Regions from separate parts of the Homo sapiens genome. Here region 1 is linked to region 2. Evidence: chromatin loops called from intact Hi-C (ENCODE). Cell type or tissue: gastrocnemius medialis. All regions are shown on one strand. Each heading gives the region's core, and the rest is flanking DNA. Links, peaks and the distances in the headings are about the cores only.

What was found. Peaks named below come from ENCODE experiments on the same cell type or tissue, not always from the same donor. Only the 100,000 strongest peaks of a DNase experiment are listed, where the experiment ranks them.
Region 1: it touches region 2 in a loop (6-fold over the local background); 2 of 110 quality-filtered maps call a loop at or near these places.

Annotation. Positions count from the first base shown.
Region 1 is chr3:150,142,102-150,152,369 of GRCh38, reverse strand. LOC105374313 (a long non-coding RNA gene) reads right to left here. Exons shown (of 3, transcript NR_136187.1): 3 at 1,369-1,859. It also overlaps the pseudogene RPL32P9. Among named protein-coding and RNA genes, the nearest start is that of LINC01998, 65 kb to the right of the region's middle. In gastrocnemius medialis, for the core only: no CTCF peak of the experiment used is centred there; DNase peaks (open chromatin) are centred at 2,609, 4,389, 5,069, 6,479 and 2 weaker places; H3K4me3 peaks cover 431 bases; H3K27ac peaks cover 7,675 bases.
Region 2 is chr3:150,030,051-150,040,318 of GRCh38, reverse strand. The region is part of intron 1 of LOC124909445 (a long non-coding RNA gene); the gene reads left to right. LOC105374153 (a long non-coding RNA gene) reads right to left here and starts at 1,156. Exons shown (of 3, transcript XR_924577.3): 1 at 1,060-1,156; 2 at 449-532. RefSeq lists an enhancer at 1,103-1,397. In gastrocnemius medialis, for the core only: a CTCF peak has its summit at 4,673; DNase peaks (open chromatin) are centred at 4,178 and 4,708; H3K4me3 peaks cover 913 bases; H3K27ac peaks cover 4,997 bases.

The DNA of each region.
Region 1 (10,268 bases), core at 1,358-9,357, 110 kb before region 2:
TTCTGCTAGTGCCATTGGTGTTTAGGTGAGAAGACACATTCCTGGTGCTTTCTACAGTGCCATCCTGCCATAATCCTCCTGCACGGTTCTATTAGCTTTTTCTCACATATTTCAATTCCCTGTTGTTAGGCACATACTCACTGAGGATTGCCCTGTCTTGGAGACTCGACCCTTTTATCAGTACGTAATTCCTCTCTTTATCCCTGATAACTTTCCTTGATCTGTAGTCTATTCTGTCTGAAATTAATATATAGCTATTCTTGCTTTCTTTTAATTAATGTTAATATGTTATATCTTTCTTCAACTCTTTATTTTTTCTTAATTGTTCTAACAGCTTGTTCAAAATAATAACACAAACAATGTATTCATATATACTTGCTTATGTATAAGTGAAATGAACAACAACATGATAAAAGGAATGTAAGACAGGAATTACAAATATTTTGTTACTATAAGGTACTTGCACTACAGAAGTATAGTGTAATTTAAAAGTAGACTTGGATTTGTTATAAATGTCTACTGCAAACTCTAGGACAACCATAAATAAAAGTAAAAAAAAAGAACTACAAATGATATGCTGATAAAGGAGATAAAATGCTCATTAAAACCATAAAAGGCAGAAAAAGTGTGAAAGACAAAAATAAAAAGAAAAATCAAGGGCAACAAATAGAAAACATCACAAATATGTTAGATGTTGATGCAATTATACCAATAATGACTGTGAATATCAATCTTGTAAATGCACTGCCTTAGACAGTTTGGGGTGCTATAAAACATTCTTACGTGGGGTAGCTTACAAACAACAGAAATATATTTCTCACAGTTCAGGAGGCTGTAAGTCTGAGATGAGTGCCCGCATACTTGGGTCCAAGTGTGGGCCCCCTTCAAGGGTGCAGACTGCCAACTTTTTGTTGTATCCTCACATGACAGAAAGAGAGAGGGAGCACAAAGTGGGTGAAGATAGGTGGTTTTCCTGGGCAGCTCTCTGAACATTTGAGCTCCTTTAATTGGGCCACGAGTTGGAGTTATTTGCTTTCAGTGTGATGAAGAAGAGAAGGAGAGAGAGCAAAAAGCACTGTAGGCTATTGTAAGGCCAGGCTGGAAGGGGGTGCATAACTCATGTCTACATTTCATCTGTCGGAAGTCTTTTATATGACCAATCTGACTGCAAAGGAGTCTGGAAATGCCATGAAACACATGGATTTGGGAGAACACTGATGGTTTTTGCCACACCATCTCATAGGACTGGTGTGAGAACTAAATGAGCAACATGTATAAAGCACCCACAAATATTTTATTCTTTTATTTAGATTTTCTTGGTTTTTGTTTTTGTATTTTTTGTATGTTTTTAAGGGGGAGGATGCCAGATGACAGAGTATTTATGGTTTTATTTAACACAAATAAAATGTGTACATGAGCTGTCTATTAATTTTTCTTGCTGTGCAGCCTGGCATTGGGACTAGTGACTCTGCTGGGCTGTCGGGTTACTCTCTCCACAGTGGCTTTAACCGTTCTTGGAGAAGCATGTTGAGCAATCTCAGCACAGTAAGATTTGTTGCACATCAGCAGCACTTCCAGCTCTTTGACATCGTGGAACAGGAATTTTTGGAAGCCACTGGGGAGCATGTGTTTTGCTTCTTTTTGCTCCCACAACCAATGTTGGGGATCAAGGTCTCGCCTTTGATTTTTCTCCCCACCCTGTTGTCAATGCCTCTGGGTTGCTGCTATATGCGTACATCTAATTTTGATATGTCAGTCTGACTGGTGAAGGATAAACTTCTTGGTCCATCTTAGATGATCTTGGGCTTCACGAGGGGTCTAAGGGTAGCCATGGTGTCAAGAAGGAGATGGCTTTCCCTCTGTAGGCAACACGCAGGAAGAGAGGGGAAGATTTTTTTTTTTAACTTTTGATATAAAATTAATAGATCTTCACTATAGAAAAATTAAATAGTATACATAAGCAAAAGAATACAACAAAAGTCCCCAATAATCTCAACCTCTAAAGATAATAGCTATTAAAACATGAATCTTTTTTCTTTTAAAAAATAAGATTTTATTGTGCATACAGTATTAGAAGCTTTCTTTTTAAAATCATCATTTACTGTGGTATAATTCCTTTGTGTTATTATATTCTTTTATAGATCATCCTTTTCAATAACTGCGAAGTAGTGAGTCTTACAGATGTACTATAACAGTCAAACACTTTACCAAATGTTGGGCATCCTTACTATTTTAATTAACACTGTGATGAACATTTTGTGCTAAATCCTTGCACATCCTCAGCTCTTCCTTTATTAATGTGGGTTTTTTCCACTTCATTTAGCTCTCTGTGTTTGAGCTGGGCATACACAGCAGAGAATGACTGGCTGGTCATGCTGGTCACTTAATCAACCATGCAGAATGGAACTGGTGGAACAGGTTGGGTTTATTGCTGTAAAAACCAGCCAACCATAGCTTTGACTTTTAAAATTATTCCCATTCCCTAGAGATTATGCCCCAGCTCAAACCTTCTCTGGCATACATATTGCAAGAACTGCCTCATGCATTATCTCATATTCTTAAGAGAATACACTGTCATCTTTGCCTGAGTCAAGAGGAGGCCCTGGCAGCACGGGCTATGTTACTATTTATAAAGCATGTTTTATACATGCTAGAGGATGCCAAATGTATTAAGTCAATGAGAGTCATTTGCACAATGCATGTGGGATCAGGATATAAAATGATTTGAAGTCCTTTTTTGGTACAGAGAATATTTTAATGTTATATAAAATCTACAGATCAGCTTGCAAACAGAATTTTTTTAAAATCTGGCAAAACTGTTTTTATAAGGACCATTTCTGTTCTCTTAGAACTTTTTCTAATACTCACCTTTAACTAAATAGGGTTCAGACAGTGGTTAGTAAAACCCTTAAATGATTGTGCCACCAACCACTATTTTAAAAACACCTCAGCTCCTTGGTTACCTACATTGCCTACACAGGATGAAGTCCCAACCCTTTAGCACTTGCAGTTTCTGTATCCTTTCAAGTCTGGTCCCAAACCTCCCTTTGCAACTTTGTCTCTGCCTGTCAATCCTTTCTTAGTGATCCACTATGGATTATAACACTTTATATCATGATTGGTTTAAAATATATCTTTCCCTCTCTATAACATCTTTTTTTATTAACCATAATATCCTGTCCCTCTCCTCTGCCTACGTCTAAGAACCTAATACCTGAAATACAGTAGGTAATCAATACATGTTTGTTACTAATAATAGCTAAAAAGTTAAGAATGGCTAGCATTACTATGTTCTAAGACCTTTGCTTATGTTTTCTCATTTAATCATCACAACTTTGTGAGAGTGATACCATTATTATCCCCATTTTATAGACGAGGAAACTAAGGCACAGAGGTTAATCAACTTGGCCAAGATTCTAACAACAGATGACAGAACTGAGATTGAATCTAGGCAGTACTAAATCTCCAAAATCCTGGTTCTTAACCTACACTAAGTGAAATTCATTGCAAAATGAAAAGTATTCACCATGTCATTGGGACAGAGACCACATGTAGGGGAGCAGTATAGTTTTTTTGATAGATGCACAGCTCTGCAGATGGACTACTTTGGTTTAAATTTTGTTTTTAACATGAGCAGCTTTGTGAGTTCGGAAAATTTAAATTTTACTTAAATTTTCTCAGCCTTGTTTCCCCATTCATTAAGTGTGAAGAATAGCAGCCCCAATCTGATAAGATCATAGTGAACATTAAATAATACAATCTTTATGAAGCCTGCAGGATAATGCCTAGCATATCATAAGAGCTCAATCAATACTGTATACATGTAGATATTATTACCAGCTCAAAGACCTGGATTTATTGCTAATTGCTGTCTTGGAGTGAATATTCCAAATGCTTTGGCAAATAGGTCATTCGTTCCCCAGTCACCTGCTTCATGCGCAAATCTGTGCATATATGTACACTGGTCACACGCACAGGTGACATGAACATGGAATTACAAGACTCCTAATTCGACTAGATGGCCTTCCAAAGTGCATTCTGCACCAGTCATATTTGTTAGGGCTTTCCAGGGAATCAATAAACAGTGCTTCAGTGTCACAACACGACAGCACTTGGAGACCTTCTGGTTCCAACATTCCATGAATCAAAGATTAAGGCCTCTCCTAGCCCTTAGGCAGTCATGAGAATTTAGAAATAGAGAAAAGATTGGAGCTCCATCCAGAACCTGGAAAAACACCGTCCCTTCAACTGATCTACTATGACACCAGCACCCAGCATCCAGCCCACAAGCCTGGCTAAGCTTGACTTTCCGGAGACTAAACTCTCATTGCGTTCTTCTCCTATTAGGAGGGAGCCGGATGGGATTTGACCATGACCTCATATGTACTCTTGTTATATTTCTAGTGGGTCCAGGCAGCTGTGCCCTGAAAATACAGCTCTGACTAGAGGAAATACGATCTCTTTTCTTTCATCACCAAAGCTCCAAGCTAAAGCTAAAGGTAAACTAAACTTCTGAAAAGGAAAAGGAGAAATCATCCAGCCCAATTCAGAAGAATGCTGGGAGAGAGGAAAGGCAGAGTAAACAGTGTTTAAAGACGAAGCAGCAATAGACCATGGCAATGATCACAGTGGGTAAATGCAGAGCCTCCAGCCTGCACAGATGGGGAGCTCACCTCCTTCACCCCCAACTGCAGGCAGGACAATTGCTAAACAGCCTTAAATTCAGGCTGATATTAGTCAGGCTTTACTGATGAGAAAGGGCTTGGAGCACATCTTAAGCTGCCTGGGGTCGTGAGTCAGCTGTACTTTCAGAGGAAGTGGTCACTGGGAGGGGAAAATAGAATCATAGATGTTAGTGTTGGGAGGAATTTACTCAGTTCTGCCCCTCATTTTGCCTGGGGAGGAACCAAGGGTCAGAGTGAGTCCACTTGCCCAACGTCACAAAGTGAATTTGGGGCAGAGCGTGACTGTTCTGTCCCTTTCCTACTCTGTCCCTTTCCTCCTGACACTTTACTCCTCCTGCAGCTGGCTCACGTGCGGCCCTTCCATCCTACCCTCTAGTCAAGCCTCTAACATAACGCAGGCTGCATATTGGAGCTGTGCCACCCCAGTGTGCTGCACAGTGGAAAGGAGAATGCGTGACGGCATTACATAGGAAATGTCATGGCGTCTGTTTTTCCTCCCACTTGTGGAAATTAACTTCATTTTGGATCCCATATATGAGGTTAATTTTCCACCCAAAGGACAGACTACAAAGCTCCCAGATTAAAGAAAGAACTGAGAGCTACATCACTCAGGGAGCTTTTCCTAAGCAAGCAGAAGGAGGTGCCAAATATGTTTCCAAACACTGGACACAGTCATTCTTTTGCTACATGCGGCTAATGCTTATCAACATTTTCTTAGCAAGAAAAGAAAGAGAATCAATGTCAGAATGCTTCTAGTAACTTTTATCGAGTACTTATTGTTTGCCAGGTAGTTTTATTTCATCCTCAACAACACCATTTTTTTTTTTTTTGAGACAGAGTCTCGTTCTGTCGCCCAGGCTGGAGTGCAGTGGCACGATCTCAGCTCACTGCAAGCTCTGCCTCCCAGTTCAAGCCATTCTCTTGCTTCAGCCTCCCAAGTAGCTGGGACTACATGCACCCGCCACCACGCCCAGCTAATTTTTTGTATTTTTAGTAGAGACGGGGTTTCACCGTGCCATTTTTTTTAAAAAAAGGAAATAGAAGCACATAGAGGTTAAGTAACTTTCCTAAAGCCTTGCAATTAGTAGTCTGACTCCAGGACTTGATTCTTCATCATGCTTTCCACTCTCTTGTAAGACTGCATATAATTCTTGCTTTAAAGCATGGGTTTAGTCATTCTCTTCAAATTTCTATTCGCTTCATGAAGTCTTAAGTAAAGAACCCCTCTTGTTATTATTATTGATCAATATCTGAACCAAATCTAACAGCTGAGATGCTGGTGTTCTGTTGATTTGCAGTTCTCACAAAATGTTCCTTTAACAAGATTTCTTTCTGTTTAAATGTGCTACAGGCTATGTAACCAATGTTAAAATGTTGGTATATTTCCTTCCTGCCATTTTCCTTTTTTTTTTAACGTGATAAAAACCACAGCCACATTCAATTTCTTGACTGCTCATTTACCATTTTTTAATGAATAAATAAATAACATTTCATTGAGTAGCTCTTTCATTATAAGCTTATGATGATACATAAGTAGGGCACATAAAACCCTATGATGAGATGTTTGGGCTGTTTCAAAATTCCTTATGTCATCAACAATGGTAATACATTATTCTTTATTTACTAGATATATTTTATTCCAGGTTAACAGAGATTTTATTCTCTGAAGGAGGCTCAAAGCAGGGTTTGTGTGTTTATGAGTTCAGGTGGGAAGAGTTTAAGGAATGCATCTGGGTCATGAGCCAACCTAGAAGTCTCAGTAAGTTCAGTGAGCAACATGAAAGGCCTGCGTACGTCAGTAGCAGCAACAGAAGCAGTTGCCACACCAACCAAGAGAATATGTGCAAGAGATTTCAGAAAGCCAGAAACATCACTAGGTCTCAATGTCCCAAGTGAAGAGAAAACTCTCATATTACAGGAACACTGACTACCAATCCACACGGAAGCAGTTTTTCTGAAAGTGACATAACAATTGTGTTTTCCAGATTACTCAGGGCATTCTTAGCTCTTTGTGATCAATAAAATTGACAGCATGCATGCACATCCACACAATCCAGAAGTGATCGCTTTCTGCTCATTCATGTAACAGAGGTGGGAGACCTTGGGATGATGAGGCAGAAAGGCCCGAGTTAGGATCTCAGCTTTACCCCTTCCGGCAATATGACTGTTAGTTAACATGACTATTTCTCAGTTTTCTCACATGTAAAATGGGAATCCCATTTAAGAGAATGAGTAAATAAATGAATTTTAAAAAAATGAAAACAACAAAACATTACATAAATTTTAGCTCTTAGATATTGTTAGGGCATGTAGAAATGCTGACTATTTTATAATCCTTATCCATCTTGGAGGCTTAGGGTGGAAGTGGTTATATAAGTGTTTTATACTCATTTAATAGGGTAGTTTGAGATTTTTAAGTGGGAGATATTGATAAATGTTTTATTTCTCCTGCTGTAGGAGTCTCTTTTGAGACTCCTATCTCCCTGCCCCTGCCCCCCAAGACGGCCCCAGTGGTATTCAAAGTCTGAGCAGTGGTGTCTCCAGGGGCCTGAGCAGCTTTTCTATTGCTAGGCACCAGGAAGGCCCCCTGCCTTCCTATTGGGTGATATGGGAGCCCATTTTGCCCAATTACTTATCTACAGGGCCTCTGTAGACATTTGAGCTTGTGCTCTTCCATTCTGGGCAGTCACGACTGAAGTTTGACATTCTCATTTCATTGTTCATCCACACAGTAAATTCAGTTACCAAATTTTTTGGTTCCATTTTTTCAGTTGAGTGTCTCCTTTCTATTCTTACTGCTGCTGCTAAATTCTGTCCACATTACCTCTTGCTTTACCTGTTGCCATCACGGATTTGGCCTTCCTGCTTCAAGTTTTCCTTCTTTTAGTCCCTCCTACAGATCACTGAAAGATGGATTATATTCGTAAAATAATGTCACATTTTTGCCTCTAAACAATGTATTGTCTCCAAATTCCTAGATGAATTAAATACAAACTATTCCAACATGATAGCTAAGGCCCTTTATACAACGTCCATGTAGCAGAAACCAATAATTGGTTCTCTCCCCTCTCCTTAATAATAGATACGCTTTCCTTTGCTGAATGTTAGCCAGACACTTGGCTGCTCTGAACAAGGACCGCATTTCCCAGCCTCTGTTTTAGTTAGGTATAATCACGTGACTTAATTCTGCCAATGAGATGTGAGTAGAAGTGACATGTGCAACTTCTGGGAAGTGCCTTATGGAGAAGATTCCTGTCTTTTGCTCTCCCTTCTTCTTCCTGATGCCTGGAATGCAGAAGTGGTGGCTGCATGAGCCTTAGACTAGAAAGTGGAAGCCACATGCTGAGGATGACAGATCAACGGCATAGCAGAAGCCTATTCCCTGGCCCCGGGTGTCACTGAACCAAACTGGGGTCCACTTGCCTGGAACAGTAAGACCAAACATCCACAGTGAGGTTTGCAGCAAGAGAAAGGAGGGTTTTTATTTGCAGAGCATCAAGCAAGGAGAATCGGGCAGCTCATGAACCCAAATATACTTTAACTCTTGTGGTTAATAAATCTTCGCAATTCTGTTTTGCAAATGAGGAAACTAAAGCCCAGAATAAACAGTGTTATTTCAGGATATTGTGCCTCATTACTAGATATTATCTAAAGATTTTCATCATAACCAGTTTCCTGCATCCACGAGGGTCTTACTTCCCCTATAATCATTCAATATTTCTCAAAATATGGTCTGTAAAAGACTATAGACTTAAGATATGGATTCTGGGGCCCTATATTCTGTGTCTATGAATTAGAATCTCTGGGGATGGGGTTCTGAAATCTACATTACAAATAAGCTTCTCCAATGATTTTATACACACCGAAGTCTGAAAACCTCAACTATACCGTAATTAACAAACGTTAAGCCAGAAGACCTCAGCTCTTGGCTGGGCACCAGAAGCTCCCATGGAAGTTGAATTGCCCTATTATTGGGCCCCAAATTCTGAGGCAGCAGCTTTGGGGACTACTTCATTCCACTCTCAACTAGGACTCAATCATTCAGAGGTTTGAAATTATTGGAACTTTAGTGGACTACACATTTGGATGAAAAATTCATATTTTAAATGATCACCCAGGGCACTGAATAGTATGTTCCACCAGGCCATCCTGCTGTGGAAGAAAGAAAGTTGGAATACTACATTTAGGGAAGATTTTTCACAGGATTATGTTTATTTCCCAAAAAACTACCAGAAAAACCTGTTGATCAAGCAAAGCTAAGCTTTTTATCCTATTGCGGAAAGAGAAAACACCACCTTGACAAAGCCTTGGTTTTATCTCAAAAGGGGAAACTCAGGAGAGGATATTTATAGTATTTTAGTGCCTGGGATGGATGGCTTTTATGGCAAGCCTTGCAAGGCAGGAAACTAGGATTGGGCAGTTTATAACACAATATCTTTGGGTTGTTGGGCACAGTGAGGAGAGGGTATAGAAGTGAGTACTAATGAACAAGATGTTACTCTTGGTAAGTCAGCCATTTAATTGGTTCTCAGCCTCTGGGAACAAGAATTTCCTGGAGCAAGTAAGTAAGTTATTTGGTTTGGTCCCAGGATTGTTGAACACAGAAGAAAAGTATGTTTGTTTCCATTCTAATTAAAATAAAAAATATTTGTGGTGAAGCCTCAATTATCCCTAAAAGTCTATTTTCTGGAAGTTTACTTTCTGCAAGCACTATGGTAGAAATAACATTTGTATTTTATTTAACAGTTTACAGAAAGAAAACACACACTTCGTGTTTTTTGATACAACCTGTGAGGTAGTTAAGCCAGGTGATTTAAAATGCCCAGTTTACAGGTGAAGAAATTAAAACTCAGAGAAATTATGTAATTTGCCTGAAAAGTAAAGTGCTTTATATAGGAATTGTAACCTGGTATTCAGACTCCAATATTCATACCCTTAAACAGTACCACGAATAGGTTTGATTATGTCACAATGTCTTTAGTTGCTATTGTTGTTGGTTTTTTTTTTTTTTTAATGTTGCAGAATCTGGGGAGAGTTCTTTAAGTTTGATTAATGTAATTTGGTTATAGGAATGCCGAAAGGAATTCATTATAACTTGGCCACAACTACAAACTTCCAGAATCATGGACCCTACAGAAGAAACTATAACTGGCCAAGAGTAGAGCAATAATTAGCTAAGTATAAATCAACCAAGAAATAACAAATAAACGATGACTTCCTGAGTGCAAAAGGCACTGTGTAGCACTTTAGTCCTGGTTGCTGCTAGCTTGCTAATGCAGACAACCTAGAAGCAAGTACTGTGAATTCCAAATTATAAACGCCTACAAATTGAAATGTGTTTTTTGAGTATGTGAAGGCCCCCAAGGCTGACCAGCAAGTTATAAAGTTTTTCAAGTAGAAACTTACTGGTGGGGCTTAATGAGCCATGTATGTCACTTCCATTAATGAAATGAAATATGCCACATTTCCAAATCTCCCTTTAAATTGCAAATCCATCTAAATGGGTCGTTTCAGATAAACGCCACAATTTCCCTCTGGATTGGAAAGCACAGTCTATGATGATCTGGGAAAAAAGCCCACAAA
Region 2 (10,268 bases), core at 1,415-9,414:
ACATGCATGGTTTCAAGTTGGGGCTCTGTGCCAGCCCACCAGGCCATAAAGTGAAAGAGATTATGAGGTTTTGTGGTGAGAGCAGCTCAAGCCAAGTTCGAATCCTGACTATAAGTAAACATATAAAGATGGGTGACATATACTTGCGTATGTCATAATAAATTATAAATAGAATGATTTTCTTTAGAGAGTTTAACATACTGTCAAAGTACAATTTTCAGAAAGTTAAAGACATAACTCCTGTACAAATTTAGAATGAACACATGTCAAATATGTTATTTAATTCATTAAGGAGGGAATTTGTAAGATGGTAACTCTGGTGCAAAGAATATTGGAGGAACTGGGTGTTCCTTGGCAACAAAAAATAAAGAGAGAATGAGATTACTAGATTAGATACAAAACTTGTTAATGTCTTACAGGGCAATAAAACTATCATCTTTTAGGTTACCTTTTCTCTCAGACAGAAATCATTTGCATCTCCACCAGACAAAAATGTCTGCAAGTTAGCATGTAATTTCACAAAGTCTGAGACCTGTAAACATTAATTAAAAAGGAATCAAACAAAGATACATTTCCCTAGATAATTAAATACTCATTGATGGGTTTCTTGAACAACTCCTTGACTGATATTAAAAGGTCGTGGTTTCTCTCTTGGCCTTATTTCCAAATTTTGGTTGATTTTTTCTTATCAATACACTAGGAAATCTATCATAATAGTGTTAAGTCCTTTGACAGAAAGTGATTCCAGGTTTTATGGGGCCTGGAGTTCTTACAATATTACAGTCTCTTTTAAAAAAAAAGAATACAAAAACATTTACTTTTGCAAATCTTATAAAAATATATAAACATGAGAACACATCAATTTATATCCCCCAAGGGCATTGGAAGGAGTCATGCACAAAAAGGTCCCTGTTTTTTTTTTTAATGTCAAATATTCTGTAACCAAGTATCTTCAACTCTGAGTTAGCGTATAACTGTAATCGTTCATTTTCATGCTGCTGATAAAGACATACCCAAGACTGGGTAATTTATAAAGAAAAAGAGGTTTAATGGGCTTACAGTTCCACATGGCTGTGTCACCGGTGGAGGGTGTCCAGGTTCTTGGCATCTTGAACAAAGAATTGGACAAAACGCACCAGCAAAACAAGGAAGGAATGAAGGGATTTACTGAAAATGAAAGTACACTCCCCAGTGTGGGAGTGGCCGGAGCATAGGGGCTCAAGTGCCTGGATACAGAATCTTCTCAGGTCCAAATACCCTCTGCAGGTTTCCCATTGGCCACTTGGTGGTCACCTCATGTAAATGAAGTGGCGGCCTGCAATCAGAGGCTGCAGCGAAGTTACAAAGGTTACACTCCTGTGCAAACATCTGATAGGCTGCAAAAAACAACCAATCAGAGGTTAAGGTGAAGTTACAAAGTTGCACTTTTACACAAACGAAGACTCTGCCTGCAATCGTCTGACTGGTTGTAGACATTCAATTTCCAATTTGCCTTGCAGAAAATGTGGGGGTTTGTAAAGGGAGTAGTCTCTGGTCCTTTTGTTACTTAGGCTTGGGAAGTTAGGGTTTTCCTTTCAATTTAGTTCTCGGAAGTCAGTGTGAAATGGCCTTAGGTTCCCTGCCTCCATACCTTGTTCTCCTGCCTCAGCTGGGGAGGCCTCATAATCATGATGGAAGATGAAAGGCACATCTTATATTGAGACAGACGAGAGAATGAGAGCCAAGCAAAAAGAGTTTCCCCTTATAAAACCATCAGATCTCATGAGACTTATTCACTACCATGAGAACAGTATGGGGAAAACCAGCCCCATGATTCAATTGTCTCCCACTACTGGGTCCCTCCCACAACACATGGGAATTGTGGAAGCTACAATTCAAGATGAGATTTGGGTGGGGACACAGCCAAACCATATCAATAACCAAGCTACACCCCTATAATTTTTTGTATTATCTAATATTCTATATTATTTTAAGATCATTCTGCTCACTGTTCCACAGGTGATTTGGTTGAATGAATTCCCTACAGCTTTACAAATTGTCTTTAAAATCGTATACCAGAAAATATGTACCAGCATTAAATTTTCACTAGTTAAGAAGATATTAAAGGCTAATGTGAACAAACTGATTAATTTGTGTTCAGTCTATATTTGACGAACTCAAATTTGTTAACAAATGTGTGTTCTTGACAGATTCTATTTTATCCCCATTCACTGAAGAGGCTCTGCCTTCACCACCTCAGTTATTTCCCAGCCCCCAACCTTCAAAGCAAGTTCTGCCTGGTATTTACCAGACTAGTTTTCCTCTTTTCTTTTCTTTTTTATTTTCTTCTTTCTTATTTTCTTCTTTCTTTTCTTTTCTTTTCTTTCTCTTTCTTTCTTTCTTTCTTTCTTTCTTTCTTTCTTTCTTTCTTTCTTTCTTTCTTTCTTTCTCTCTCTCTCTCTCTCCCCTCCCTCCCTTCCTCCCTCCCTGCCTCCTTCCTTTCTTTCTTCTTTTCTTTCTTTCTTTTCTTTCTTCTTTCTTTCTCTCTCTCTCCCCTCCCTCCCTCCCTCCTTTCTTTCTTTCTCTTTCTTTCTTTCTTTCTTTCTTTCTTTCTTTCTTTCTTTCTTTCTTTCTTTCTTTCTTTCCCTTCCTTCCTTCCTTCCTTCCCTTCCTTCCTTCCTTCCTTCCTTCCTTCCTTCCTTTCTCTCTCTCTCTCTCTCTCTCTTTCTTTCTTCTCTTTCTTCTTTTTCTTGACACAGGGTCCCACTATGTTGCCCACACTGACCTTGAGCTCCTGGGTTCACTCGTGGACTCAAGCAATCCTCCCCCCTCAGCCTCTCAAGTAGCTGGGACAACAGCATATACACCTGGCTCTGCCTTTTTTTGATGCTGACTTCGGATGGGGGAAAATTAACAGAGGAAAGAAAGGAAATGCAAGGAGACTACTAGAGTGGAGAATATGTATAGAGCATTTACTATGTGCTGGGCACTGTTCTAAGAGCTCTGCATGTATTAACCTACTGGAGGCAGGCACTGCTACTATTCTTATATTATGAAGGAGGAAACGAAATGAATAAATAGCTTGCTCAGGTAAAGCCAAAACCCACGTTTCCATCTCAGAGCAAAATCACATTCAAAGAAACACAAACAGTTTGCATTTTTCTGTGTCGGGCCTTTGAAAAATGTAGTGTAAACACAGTGTTTGTATCTACTCTTATTTAAAATCCTTTGACTTTTTTTATTCTCTAATTCCCTTGCATTGGGTTTCACATGACAAAAACCCAACTGAAACTTTCTCAAGCCGAAAGGGGCTCTATTGAGGCTCGTGTAACTAGGGTGTTCTCCCTTCAGGCATGACTCGATCTGGGGCCTTTAGTGACGCCATCAGAACTCTTGAGTGTGTTTGTCTCCCCACCCCTTGGCTCTGCTTTTCTCTGTGTGATGGCTTGGTTCTACAGGCAGTTTCTCTCATACTACTGGGAAAATTGCTTCCAACAACTCCAGGCTTACCCAATCCCTACAACTAGAAATCCCAGAGTGAAATAGACATCTCCTCTCTCCCAGTGTCCATAGAGCATGCCATAGGGAAGGCCAGTGTTCCAGATGATGGAGACTGCCGGTTGGTCAGACTGGACCACAGAGATCCCCTCTGTGAAGGTCATGGAAGAAGGTCATGGGGGAACTTAGTTTTTCCAGGACCACACGCAGCGTGAGAAGCATAGTGCCCAAAAAGAAAAAAGAGCATGCTGTTACCTGACGAAGGGGAAAGAATACCAATCAGGTGAAATCAGTGGACATCCATGACACTATGAAACACCGCTCTCCCTCCTTCTGCTGACCCAGAGCTCCACCTTCTTCATGCCATTTAGAAACTATGCTCTCATACTCCAACATCTCTGCATGAATCTACCCAGAGCTCTCAACAGATTATATTTCTGCTTTGTCACTCCCCTCTCACAGCCTCTTTCTGATTTAGGCTTACATGTCAATCATTTACATTTTAATGTGATTTTTTTCACTAATGCACTGTGTCTCCCAATGATATTTGAACTTGAAGCTTTAGTGAGCAATTAAAGCATTTATCCCTAGCTTAAATTAATTTTAGCATAGGCAAACAGGGAGGCTGCAGCTTCCCTGCAACACGTGAAAGTCCAGCAGATGGGCAGTTTTCCATATGCAAGCTGTTGTCACACAGAGTTCACTGACCACACACCGGTTCATCGAGGCAGAAGAACAGAATCTGCCTGCAGCCTGTACACAGAGAATTCCTTCCATAAACAGTCATAGTTTCTTTTAGGCCTGGGACACATGGACAGTCGCTTCTTCTTAAGGAGATTTACTAGGGGCTCAAAATGATCTTCCCTTCTCTGGTTACCCAAACCGAATAGTTGACCCAACCATATTTCATCTGATATCACCATATCTGAATAGCCCTCTTATTCTTGCACAATTCTATTTTTCTTTATACTTCCTCAGTCTCAGCAAAAATACATTATAACCCCTCTCTCTTAGTCATTTTTGACCACTTACTGCCTTTTCTTTTATCTGCTACATAACTCTTTTGAATGAGAGCTGTCTACAGCAATAAAGGAAGGAAGAATTATATTGGCTGGATGATGGAGTGGCATCCCAGATGCTACAAACAGTGGGAATAAATGGAAGGTGACATTTCGTCCCAGCGCTAGGTGGAGGAGGCTATTATTAAATCAACTAACAGCTCACGCGTAGAGCAGCAGCCATGAGATCTCCACTGCTGGGCCAGCCTTTGGTTTTTAAATAGATTCTGCCCACAGGTGGCCCAGTGTTTTCTCTAAATTGTTTCTTGTCAACAAATGAGCTTACCCCTATCCCCTGGGGACGGCCACAAAGCATTGCAAGGTCTACCACTACCCTGCAAGCAAAAGAAAGTCGTGGCATTTCTAGAGGAGAAAAGTGCCTTATGTATTCCTACATTTCTTCCACATTCTTCTGGTTGAGTTGGCATTGATCCATGTAACAAACTTCTTCCCTGAGGAAAAGACTTTGCCAATATAAGAATGCTAAATAATACACACATCACCAGAGTTTATTTTCTTCATTCTGTTGGTGACATTGGTCCCTATGGACCAGTAATCAATAGGAGCTTGCTATTTCTGTGCTGTAAAATACTTTGCCCTAAAATGTTGCTTTCCCTTCCTGTGTTCCTTAGGGCAATGTTTCTTTGTCAACCAAGTACCGTTATAGCTGGGGTCTCAAGGATAGCTGGGGCTGTCTTACCAGTAAAATTCAGGCGTGTCCAGGTACCTCTGGAACACTGTGGACCAATAAAAGGAGCCCATTGGGATGTTCATTTGCATGAGTGTCCAAGAAATTTATGGGAGAAAACTCCTAAAAGAAGAAAGGATTCCTGTGTGTGCACAAATGTGAGTGAAGGGGTGATTTTGGTATGATGAGGAGTGCAGGGCTCACACTGCCTGTGGATCCCCCTTCTTGCTGCCCCCACCCTTAGCTTTCCCCTGTACCTTCTTCCCGCAGTTCTCTACCTAGAGTGGGGGAGAGAGGTTGAGATACAAAAACAAAGAAGAGGTGTTTCACTAACACCTCTGTGAGGCTGTAAAAGCAGAAAGATGCCATCCCCTATGGCCCATGTTACAGAGCACAACACAAATAGAAAATAGTATTTTATCCCCATTTTATAGGGGGCAACCTGTCAGCTCAACATTGCCATCCAGAGCAGCAGAGCACCAAAGCCACCCAGCACAACCCAGTGCTATCTGAGTGGGGAAGGTGGGAGATCACAGGAGGCATGTACAAAGCTGTGGAGACAGGTTATGCTCAGGCTTCACCAAGGCTGCCATCTCCCTGCATTCTTTGGGAATAACTTGGTTGAGGGGCAAGGGTAGCAGGAAAGATGTGTAGCTAGAGTTGCTGAAATTGTGCCTAGATGCTGAGTAATAAAAAATCACTTTATTACTACTTCTGTGACCTGTTTCCCCCAGGTTTGATGTGTGGAGATCAAATTCACAGTTATGATAAAAATTCATTTATTCAATTGTCGGTGGGGTTTTTTTTTTCCAAAATATAATTTTGACTCTAAGTCACTCCATTTTCTAGTTTTTAAATGAGCTGACATTTGGAATTAGTCTGATTTTTTACTGGTCCCATAATATATACCGTTTTAAAGAGGCTCATAAAAGCATGGAAACTCAAGGAAGGCCCAGAGATTATAATATTGATTTCGAATTACAAATACACTTTCAATGGGACAAAGAGCAGGCCAAATCCTTCACCAAGCTTCTACTGGGTGTCCCTATTTTAAGACTGCAATTTGGATGACTGCAATTATTTGCATTTTTATTACTAATTGCTCCTGCCATTGGTGCAGCCAGCCACTTTTGGGTGCAATTACCCCCTCATGGGAGCAATTACATATAAAAACAATTCTGCACGTGCAGCTCATTGTGACAAAACAAAAGGAGGCTGAGGAGAACAATTAGGCTCATCAAGTCCTATCTCCAACTTCATCGTGTGCCAGCTATAAGGTAGAACAGCAGGGACAGGAAAGTAGCACCTACCCTGGGATTTGCAGGCTGGAGCAGTCCTTCCACTGTCTATGAACATTTTTTTTTTTGAGACAGAGTTTTGTTCTTGTTGCCCAGGCTAGAGTGCAATGGCATGATCTCAGCTCACTGCAACCTCCGCCTCCTGGGTTCAAGCGATTCTCCTGCCTCAGCCTCCCGAGTAGCTGGGATTACAGGCACCTGCCACCACGCCGGGCTAATTTTTGTATTTTTAGTAGAGACGGGGTTTCACCACATTGGCCAAGCAGGTCTCAAACTCCTGACGTCAGTTGATCTGCCCTCCTCCGCCTCCCAAAGTGCTGGGATTACAGGCGTGAGCCACTGCGCCCAGCCCTACGAACATATTTTTAGAGGATTAGATTGTGGATTTATTTAATTAGAAAAAAGCAACTCATCTTGCTAAAGTGGATTCCAAACACCAAATCAAGCCATATAGCCCTCTAATTAAGTACCCAGACTTCCAGAAAACGCCAGATTTTTATGAAATTCTGTTTTTTCACAAAGAGCACTGACACATCCATCCCACTGAATTACAGCGTATACACCAGTCTCCCTCCCCTTGTCTCTGCTAGACACACTAACTTAACTGCTCCAGCCCTAAGATTGGGAATGATGGTGTAATGAGCTGACACATGAGGTCTGAGCACCAGGAGGAGCAGCCCCAATTGCAAAATGCAGCAGGCATTCTACACAAACCATCTTAGGGTTTCCAGGCAGCCCACAGACCAAATTGTCATATTACATCTCATCACCCGATTCAAATTTTAATTAGAAATGGGAAATGGGAGTGCATCCAAGGCCACCATCAGCCTGTAAACGATTACCTCATTGTGCCTCAATTTCCTCCTCTGTAAAATGGGGATAAGAATAGCCCTTGCCTCATAGGGTTTTGACAGTGATTAAAAGAGCCAATTCATGGAAACACTTAGAACAGTGCCTAGCACTCCAAAAATGTTAACTATTTTTATCATTACCTGTGCAATTTTGTTGCAATTATTTATTTCTAGATCTGTCTCCTCTTTGAGTTGTTAGGAAAAATTACACAAAACTGGAGATAATCATAGTTTTTCTCATCATGTTCAAGCATCATTTAACACAGACCTAAAGGGAAAGTAACTTTGACTTACTATTTTTTGTTAACTAGAGGCTAGATTCTGGAAAGTTAGATATTTGTAGAAGATTGATAAATTACAAATGATTTTTATCCAGGAAAGAGGCAAACCATTTTCTTCCAATCAAAAAGAATAAACCCAAAGGTTTAGGGTCCTAAAGAAAGGACATTAACCTGTTTTGTACCTAACTTTGACACTGTATTCCAGCATTTTCTTTTTTCCTATTGACTACATTTATCAGTTTCCTCCTATTCTCCTTTGCTCCAGCTTTGCCATTTTGCTGGTCCCCTCATTAGTGAATTAAATAAATCTTTGACACACACTCACTATACATTTTTCTGAGATCCATGTTTTTACTTTTTGTAAAAAAAAGTATTTGCCAGAAGCCATGCACTCCGTGCAGGTGGAACTCTCTCACAGTCATCTTTGTGTGCTGGTTCAGTGTTTCTCACATTTTAATGTGCATCCAAATCAACTGAGTGTTACCACCAGCGAATCCATATGGGTCTGCAGCAACCTCAATTCTTCCCTCCTAAGAAGAAAGAATTTGAGGAGGCGTAAGGCAAAAGGAGAGACTGAGGCAAGTTTTAGAGCAGGAATCAAAGTTATTAATAATTTAAAAAGCTTTAGGGCAGGAATGAAAGGAAGAGGGCCAAACAGGCGACTTGAGAGATCAAATGCATGCTTTGACCTCTGACTTCCAGGGTCTTGCATTACTTCCCTGATTCTTCCCGTGGGGTGGGCTGTCCACATAGGCAGTGGCCTGCTAGCGTTTGGGAGGGGAACATGAGTGGTGTGTTTAGTGGAGTTGTACGCATGCTCTCTTGAGGCGTTCTCCCCTTACCAGTCGAATGTCCCTAGAAGGTCATATACCATTTAAACTCTACCATTTTGCTTCTTAATGCTCATGCTTGAGCTCACTTGCCCAACTCCTGAGGTCTTATTGGGAAGCTGCTGATTACCAGTTTCAGGCATTTTCTATCTTATCGGGAGACTGCCTTTCCCTGGCACTAGCTGCACCTGACCAATTATTATTTTGGAAAGACAGTTAACAACCGCCTGACCATCACCTGATGGTTGCCTGACATTCCTGGTTGGGGGTTGGGGAGTCCTCTCCTGCCCTGAGCATGCCTGACTAGCCACCTACTGTAACATGACGATTCACTCATTCTGGGGAGAGGCCTAAAATACGAAATTTCTGCAGATGCTGCTGGCTTTAGTCCTGAGCCCAAAGCCTGGACTTGGAAAATGCAGGTGCTTAGAAATGTATGTAAACATCCACCTGTGAGGACAAATGACATGTCTTACTCCTTATTGCTACCTCCTCCAATAAGTGTCTTTTATTTCCACAATGTATATGCAGTAATGCAGAGGACCTGATTTGGGTGGGGACACAATAGGGCTTGCTTATCATAATGACGTAGTTAAATGAGAGCTTATTAAGAGGGTGAGGGAAGATGGGAGGTAGTTCAATAATGGGAAAACACAGTCAGTTAGGATGTAAAAACTATGCCACTTACAGTGGTTATGGTCCCCCCTGTTGATGCCCCCATTGCAGGACTCTCAGCAGGACTAACACCAGCAGCATTGCCCAACCTCATTCCTCAACGGCTGCGTGGATCCCCTCTCAGGCAATCTCAGGCTTAAGAGAAGTGAATCATAGTTGGCCTTAAAAACACAATGGGGACTTCTAACCTAGGCAGAAGACTTAGTTTCTAGCTTCTGTTGGCTCAGGGCATCCTACCTCCATGTGCCTTCATGTATATAAAATTAACAGGCAGTTAACTCTACTGCTAGAAAAATAATCATATAGCCCTTGTGTGAATTTAGGCAGAATTATAATTGTCTACCCCAGTGGTTCTCAAACCTGAGGTCACATTAGAATTGGGAGCTTGTATGAAAACATTCATATGCCTGGGTCTCACTTCTAGAGAGTCTGCTATAGTTAGCTTGGGCAACACATGAACAATATTCCTCTATGCCTAAAGAGGAGATGGCATTAGCTCATCAGCTGCGCTGTCATTGTGGTAAGTGAGAAGTTGTTAGGCATTGACTTCTTCTATCATTCTCCAACACATTAAGGCAAAGGTGTCTCTAGTCATCTTAGAAGCACTGCAAATTTTTCAAATAAAGTAGTTTTAATTTAATTTTCTGTACTTTATAATGTGAATACATTAGAACTGCTTTTCAGGGGGAAGTGCTAGATGCTGCGAAAGGTCTGGTATAAGTGGCATGAATCCTGACCATGAGGTGCTACTTCCCCAAGCACCCGGAAATAGGAAGAATAATGTTTTACTTGAGGCTGAAACTAATACAGTCCACACATAATGGATAAAATTAAGCAACCAAATGATTGTAAATATGTGATTATAAAGTTTTCTTTGGCTTTTAAATAGAATACTTTTATTATTGAAATAATATCTTTCTAAAAATAAATTACTTTGGAAAGAGTTATATGAGGTAAGAATGTAAAGTTTCCATTTCTACACCCTCTCGTAACTCCCCATCGCCCCCTGCTCCCAGCTGCTCCTTCCTCAAAGAGAGTTTTCATTGAGTTTAGCTCATTTCCTTCTAGAGCTCCTCTGCGCGTGTACAAATGCATGCTCGTGTGTATGTG